Regions from separate parts of the Homo sapiens genome. Here region 2 is linked to region 1. A link is an interaction called in ENCODE POLR2A ChIA-PET data of the cell type or tissue named here. Cell type or tissue: Panc1. All regions are shown on one strand. Each heading gives the region's core, and the rest is flanking DNA. Links, peaks and the distances in the headings are about the cores only.

Region 1 (4,245 bases), core at 694-3,193:
AGATCGTGCCATTGCACTCCAGCCTGGGCAATAAGAGTGAAACTCTATCTCAAAAAAAAAAAAAAAAAAAATTAAAGCTCTGCAATAGATGGGTCTTTTCTGGGTTCCTGTTCTGTACTTCTAACTATTTATCCATTCATGTGCTAGTAGCAAACTGTTTTAACAACGAAGACTTTATTATGCCTTAATATCAGGCAGAGACTACCCCTTCTGAATATTATTCAGGAGTGTCTCAGTTATTCACAAGTTTGCACATAAATTTTAGATCTATGGAATAATTTTCAGAATTAAATCCTTCTGGAATTTTAATTGAATAAAATCCATTGAATGTATGAATATAAGAAACTGAACTTTTTATAATGTTAAGACTTTCCACCCATGAACATGATATATTTCTCCACTTATGACGGTCTTCTTTTATTTATTTATTTTTTTGAGATGGAGTCTCACTCTGTTGCCCAAGTTGGAGTGTAGTGGCAAGATCTCAGCTCACTGCAACCTCCGCTCCTGGGTTCAAGCCATTCTCCTGCCTCAGCCTCCCAAGTAGCTGGGATTACAGGCATGCACCACCACACCCAGCTAATTTTTGTATTTTTAGTAGAGACAGAGTTTCATCATGTTGGCCAGGCTGGTCTTGAACTCCTGGCCTCAGGTGATCCACCCACCTTAGCCACCCAAAGTGCAGGGATTACAGGTGTGAGCCACCACGCCTGGCCAGATTGTGGACTTTTAAATAGACAAACTGTATATGCACATTTATCTCAATAAAACGGTTTTCTTTTTTTAAAAAAGACACATGGGGGCCAGGCGCAGTGGTTCACGCCTGTAATCCCAGCACTTTGGGCAGCCAAGGCAGGCGGATCATGAGGTCAGGAGTTTGAGACCAGCCTGGCCAGCATGGTGAAACCCCTTCTCTACTAAAAATACAAAAAATAAAATAAAATAAAATAGCTGGGCATGGTGACAGGCGCCTGTAATCCCAGCTACTTGGGAGGTTGAGGTAGAAGAATCACTTGACTCCGGGAGTTGGAGGTTGCAGTGAACCAAGATCTTGCCACTGCACTCCAGCCTAGGCAACAGAACAGGGCTCTGTCTTAAAAAAAAAAAAAAAAAAAAAGACATATGGGGACATGTAGTAGATTTGACATTTGTCCAACTAGAGATGAGAGAGACTCGGGAGAGGTGAGACAGGGAGAGTCTCCCAAGGTTGAAACTGGAACCCTCGGTCCAGGAAGGACATGGCATGAAGCAGGTGGGAGAACCAAATGTGCAAGCCAGCTTCCACAGCAGACATGGAAGGCCAGGGACTCCAGCCTGCACAGCAGACACAGAAGGCCAGGCAGCTCCAGCTTCCACAGTAGACACGGAAGACCAGGACTCCAGCTTTCACAGCGGACACAGAAGGCCAGAGACTCCAGCTTCCACAGCAGACTCAGAAGGCTGGGGACTCCAGCGGAGGGGCAGAGAAAGTGACAGCAGCAACAGACGAAACAGCCGCCAGTGACACCTTTCAAGCACTGAGGAATTTTGTGCCAACCAAAGCATTATTCAAAAGTGAGGGCAGGCCAGGCATAGTGGCTCACGTCTGTAATCCCAGCACTTTGGGAGGCCAAGGTGGGAGGGTTGCTTGAGCCAAGGAACTCTAGACCAGCTTGGGCAACTTAGAGAGACCCCATCTCTACACAGAAATTAAAATTAGCTGAGTGTGATGGTGTGCCTTTGTCATCCCAGCTGCTGGGGAGGCTGAGGAGAAAGGATGGCTTGAGCCCAGGAGCAGGAAACAAGCCACCTCCATGTGAAAATGCAGGCTGTCTACTGATGAATGCTCGGGAGGAGCAGGAAACAAGCCACCTCCATGTGAAAATGCAGGCTGTCTACTGATGAATGCTCGGGAGGAGCAGGAAACAAGCCACCTCCATGTGAAAATGCAGGCTGTCTACTGATGAATGCTCGGGAGGAGCAGGAAACAAGCCACCTCCATGTGAAAATGCAGGCTGTCTACTGATGAATGCTCGGGAGGAGCAGGAAACAAGCCACCTCCATGTGAAAATGCAGGCTGTCTACTGATGAATGCTCAGGAGGAGCAGGAAACAAGCCACCTCCATGTAAAAATGCAGACTGTCTACTGATGAATGCTTGTGAGGGAACTTCCGGAGGATGTTTTCAGGAAGAAGGAAGCTGAGCCCGGAAGGAAGAAGTATGGTGTAAGCAAGAACCACGCCTAGAGTTGTTGGTGGATGTGTGGCAAGTTTAAGCAAATACTGACTATAAATAAACAATGATGAGCAATGTGAGAGGAGCTAAGACGCTGGAGAAACTCCCACAGCTGACACCGGAGGGGCTGGGCAGGGGAAGAAGCTGTCCCCAGCTCCCTGCACAACTCTCAGCAGGGGAGGAATAGAGGGCCATCACGTGTAGACAACATTTGTTTAAAAATACACATGAAATGCATAAGGTTGCTGCTAAAAACAGGAATAGTGTATATAACTTCTAAGTCAGTCAAAGCAAAACAAAATAAAAACAAAAACAGAACCTTAAAAACTCCATCTAAAAGAAGAGGGGAAGGAAGCACTACCACAGGATGGTGAAATGCAAAGGGTGGTGGGAAGCAGCCCACGTATGTCAGAAATCACAGCAAACCCCACAGGCTTAGCTCATCGGGTAAAGAACAGAGACCCCAAAATATGGGAGCTTTTAAAGCAGCCCCACAGTAGTTACCTCACCCAGAAGCTTGCAGAAAGGCTGAAAGAAGCTGAATGAAAATGACTGCAGAAAAGGGAGGGAGGGAGGGAGGGAAGGAAGGAGGGACAGATAGAAAGCCCAGATGGCAGTGACTCTCTATCGCACGCCTCCTGGCCTGACAGTCCACGTCCAGCAGACAGTCACGCACCCCAGCACCCGCATGTTTAGAAAGTGCAAAAAGAACAATGGAGAAAATAAAGATATGAGCAGAACTAAATAAAAATGTTTAACACATACAACAAACAGAATCAACAAAATCAAAAGCTGGTCTTTCAAAAGACAAAGAAAATCAACAATATTTAGCAAAACCAATGAGGAAAAAAAGGGTCGGGCAGGAGAAAGAGCATGTATAACCTGAAGCAGGGATGAAAAACGGCAAATAGGCTGGGCACGGTGGCTCACGCCTGTAATCCCAGCACCGTGGGAGGCCAAGGCAGGTGGATCACCTGAAGCCAGGAGTTCGAGACCAGGCTGGCCAACATGGCAAAACCCTATCTCTACTAAAAATACAAAAATTAGCCAGGCATGATAGCAGGTGCCTATAATCCCAGCTACTCGGGAGGCTAAGGCAGGAGAATTACTTGAACCCGGGAGGCAGAGGTTGTGGTGAGCCGAGATCACACCACTGTACTCCAGCCTGGGTGACAGAGTGAGACCCTGCCATAAAAAAAAAAGAAAGAAAAGAAAGCAAATAATGACAAATTTAGCAGCTATTAAAAATAACAGGCTACTAAGCCAGGCGTGGTGGCACACGGTAGGGATTTGTAGTAGTCAAATGTGGTAGTCTGTAGTAGTCCCAGCTACTTCAGAGGCTGAGGACCACTTGAGGCCAGGCGTGAGTTCGAGACTGCAGTGAGCTATGATGGTGCCTGTGAACGGCCACTGCACCCCAGCCTGGACAACATAGCAAGATCCCATCTTCAAAAACAGAGGCAACTATGAAAAGTACATCCCAATAAATTTGAAAAACTTAGAATAAATGACATCTATGTTAAGAAGAAACACAGGAGGATGAGGCAGGAGAATTGCTTGAACTCGGAGGCAGAGGTTGCAGTGAGCCGAGATCACACCACTGCACTCCAGCCTGCGCAACAGAGCGAGACTCTGTCTCAAAAAAAAAAAAAAAAAAAAGAAGAAGAAGAAGAAGAAGAAACAAAAGGCTGGGCGCTGTGGCTCTCGCCTGTAATCCCAGCACTTTGGGAGGCTGAGGCAGGTGGATCATGAGGTCAGGAGACCAGCCTGGCCAACACGGTGAAACCCTGTCTCTACTAAAAATACAAAAATTAGCTGGGTGTGGTGGCACGTGCCTGTAATCCCAGGGGAGACTGAAGCAGGAGAATTGCTCAAACCAGGGAGTCAGAGGCTGCAGTGAGCCGAGACCATGCCACTGCACTCCAGCCTGGCAACAGAGCAAGACTCCATCTCAAAATAAAAGAATCCAGAAAATTCAAAGAACTTCAGACACCAATAAAAATAATAATGATCTTGGCCAGGTGTGGTGGC
Region 2 (3,641 bases), core at 235-2,734, 730 kb before region 1:
CAGAATATCTAAAATGCTCCACGCTTCCCACTAAATGTCCTGCCTTAATCACGGACCATGTGGCTGTGAGATGATGGGAAAGCTGATAAGATTTCTCTTTCAAGAATTCTGACACAGGCTACAACACGGATGGACCTTATGGACATAACAGTAAGTGACATAAACCAGACACAAAAGGATGAATCCTGTGTGACCCCACACATATGAGGTTCCTGGAGCAGCTGAATCCATAGAGACGAAAAGTGGATGGTGGGTGCCAGGGACCGGGGCAGAGAATGGGAGTTGGTGTTTACTGGGGACAGAGGTTCAGCTTGAGAAGATGGAAAGTTCTGGAGATAGATGGTGGTGATGGTTGCACAACAATGTGAATGTATTTAATGCCACAAACCATACACTTAACAATGGTTAAGATGGTAAATTTGATGTGATGTATATTTGACCACAATTTGCTCAATGCACCATTGCTGGTTTGAAGGTGGAGGGACCACAGGACCAGGGACAAGGACTTGGGAACCTCAGTCCTACAGCCATGAGGAGTTGACTTGTCAACAGCCTGAATGGTCCTGGAGGCAGATGCTTCCCCGGAGCCTCCAGGTGAGAGTGCAGCCCACCAAGGCCTGACGTCAGTCTGAGAGACCCCGCTCAGGGCACCCACTGAGCCCACCGCGACTTCTGCCCTGGAGAGCTGCGAGATCATAAATGGGCACTGCTTGCAGTCCTTACATCCATGCTGCTTCTTACGCAGCATAGAAAACCAGTGCAGCTTGTGTCTGGGTGGAGCCCTCCAGGCCGTGGGCCACCAGTGTCTTGCAGTCTGCCCTGGGCTGCTGCCTCCAGTGTGGTTTCCTTTGTGCTTGCTCCCAGCCCGTTCCCATGGAGGGATTTGGTGAGCTACCCCTTACCCTTGCATCTGTTCCCAATGGAGCCTGGCTCTCTGGCTGGGCCTTCACTCCCTTCCCTCCTCACAGCTCGGACCCTCCCCTCAGGGATCCCATGAGGGCTGACAGCAGGGGCGTCTTCACCTCTGTGGGCAGCCAGGTGGCAGGAGAGGGGCAGAGGCGCAGCATCGCTCTCCTGCAGCCACCGAAGACTACCCGAGCATCCTCTTGGACCAATAGCAACTGCTTCGGAGTGGAGACAATGTGTGGGTCCACCCTGGGAGCATCTCAAGAGGCTGGGCTCCTGGGGCTGGCGGCCACATGCTCTGAGGAGCAAGGGGATCATGGGGCTGTGGTGGAATGTTCTACAGGGGACCTGTGAGGCTATTGTGGAATGTTCTAGAGGGGATCATGGGGCTGTTGCAGAATGTTCTGGAGGGGATTATGGAGCTGCTGTGGAATGTTCTAGGGGGACTGTGAGGCTGTTGCAGAATGTTCTAGACGGGACTGTGAGGCTATTGTAGAATGCAGAGGACCCAGGGATGAGGGCTTGGATGGCCAGGAAGAGCAAGTGGGTGGGTTAATGGGCATGGCAGGCAGAGACGGGCCAGGCTCCGTGGGGGCAGGAAGAGCTGCCTGGCTGTGGGTTGGACCCTCCCTGCCCCCTAAGCATGAGGAGCTCTGGGGTATTCAAGCACAGAGATCCTGGCCTGGGGCTATAACCTGGAGGCCCAGAAGCATCCATCTCCAGGTCTTGGTAAGGCCTGGGGGTAAGCAAAGGGGGGTCCCCATGTGGGCCATGGGGTGCGGTGCATTGGGTCTGGAAACTCTCCAGGTCTCCCACCCCACCCTGGTGCTCAGCCACCCCCAAAGCGTTTCCTCTACAGTGTCAGCCTGGGGCTTGGTCCCGGGGCTCCCTCCTAGCAGCTGGCAGAGCAGATGCCTCTCGAGCAGAGCTGGAGGACCCTTCCAGAGGGTGTGGGGGCAGGCAGGGGGCCCTACCGTGGGGTCAGGGTGTATTTGCCCTTGCGGTCCAAGCTGCAGCCACAGCGGATGGCAAACCACAGGAAGGAGCTGAAGAGCAAGGCGGACACCTGGGAGGGAGACACCCGCGGCTGCCCCACTGCCCCAGGGTGCGGGCGCCCCTCCCCAGGAAGCATCAGGACTCTGCAGTGTAAGGGGGCGGCCCAGCTGTAGGAGGCAGGCCCTGTCACACCAGAGCAGCTCCCTGAGGTTGGCAGCCAGTGAGGCTCAAGACCAGAGATCCTGTCCCGGGTCACCCTTCCATCTGAGTCGGGGGCTGGGCAGGCTGAGGGGCAGGAGGTGGGAAGGGGCAGTGAGGGAGGCGAGAGGGTACCGTGAGGGCCAGGCCGATGCTGGTCAGGCTGGAGGCGACCTGCTGGTGTGTCCTCAGGAAGCTCCGGATGCCCTGAAGGCAGTCCTGTGAGAGGGCAGCAGGCATGGTACCCGCCCTGAGCGGCCCTCCCTGCCTGGACAAGCGGCCTCTGTGGGGCCATGGAGCTGCAGCGCCCACCTAGGCCAATGCCAGGGCAGCAGGGCGGCGGGTGCGGCACATTCCTAGGAAGCCCCCAGGGCTCTAGGGAAAGGCAGCACGAGCAGGTGAAGCCCAGTGGGACAGGGCTGGCCTCTGTGGGCACTCTGGCACTGCCCTGGGCCCGGCCGGTGCCGTCTCCCAGCTGTCCTGAGCGTCCATGTTGGGCCACACGTTGGCTCCCCTGGGCCGGGCCACTTCGAATTCACTCTGGGTTCCCAGCATCCAGCCCAGGGCCGGGCACAGCACCTTGGTGACCAGAGGGTGATGGCTAACAGGGAGGGCAGGAAGCCAGCTGGTGGAGGGGTGTGAGGGGGGTCCCCGCACAGTCCCAGCTTCCTGGTTCCATCCCAGGCTTCCAGTGCCACCCCAGGGCATGGCACCCAGAGGCATCTTTTCAGAAAAGGGAGGTGGCAGGCCTGTCTCTGAACCCTGGAGATGATGGCAACTGGGGCGGCCTGTGGAGGCCTCCGCAGGGTCTCAGGGCTCACCCTCCTGTCCCCCGCAGGCAGGTCTGCCTCCCTCCCGCCCATGCCAGCCCATCTGGGTGGCTCCGTGCCTGCCGCCTGTGCTGGCTCTTCCGGCTCCCCAGGAGGCTTTGCAGTCGGGCCCATGGCCCTGCCATCCCAAGGGTGCTCGAGGCAGGCCCTCGCTCCTGCTTTTCAGTCGGGGGCCTTTTCAGTCTCTCCTTGGGTGGCACAGGGGTCCTGACTGTTAGCCCTGCCCCCAATGCCGCTGGTCCCTCCCCAGCACCATCCTCAGCGCCAGCCCTTCTGCCCTCAGAGCCTTGGCTGTGGCTCCACCCCTCACCAGGCCTCCAGCCATTTGCTCTCCTCCCCTCTGTTTCTTGGAGGGTCGCCAGGTGCCTCCCACTGTGAGATAGGGTGGGTTTGTTTCCAGGACAGTAGGGGAGGGGAGCGGGGAGGGGAGCAGGGAGGGGGCAGGGTGGGCTGGGGGAGGGCTGCCGGGCACCAGGAGAAAGAGAGGAGGGCCCAGTCTCTCCCAGGGCCCTGGGGAGGAAAGGCTTCCTGGCCTCGGGCCCCGCTCTGTTGTTGCTGAAGCCCTGGCCACACCCTGGCCTACTTCTTCTCCTCTGAGTGCCCTTCAACTCCTTCTGATGCCCCCCAGGACGCCTGCACCCTTCCCCCTAGACAGAGCCCACCACACCAGCCCTGCAGCCCTTGGCACAGAGCCCTCATGGGTGCACTCCA

The links. Peaks named below come from ENCODE experiments on the same cell type or tissue, not always from the same donor. Only the 100,000 strongest peaks of a DNase experiment are listed, where the experiment ranks them.
Region 2: POLR2A ChIA-PET joins it to region 1 with 12 read pairs; 1 of 35 experiments calls an interaction of 5 or more read pairs at or near these places.

What each region holds. Positions count from the first base shown.
Region 1 is chr11:1,587,394-1,591,638 of GRCh38, reverse strand. All of the region lies in intron 1 of KRTAP5-AS1 (KRTAP5-1/KRTAP5-2 antisense RNA 1), which reads right to left. Among named protein-coding and RNA genes, the nearest start is that of KRTAP5-1, 4.2 kb to the right of the region's middle. In Panc1, for the core only: no CTCF peak of the experiment used is centred there; a DNase peak (open chromatin) is centred at 2,208.
Region 2 is chr11:2,314,907-2,318,547 of GRCh38, reverse strand. TSPAN32 (tetraspanin 32) reads right to left here. Exons shown (of 10, transcript NM_139022.3): 7 at 2,236-2,319; 8 at 1,881-1,972; 9 at 1,023-1,204; 10 at 344-685. The coding sequence ends at 624. Among named protein-coding and RNA genes, the nearest start is that of TSPAN32, 15 kb to the right of the region's middle. In Panc1, for the core only: no CTCF peak of the experiment used is centred there; no DNase peak of the experiment used is centred there.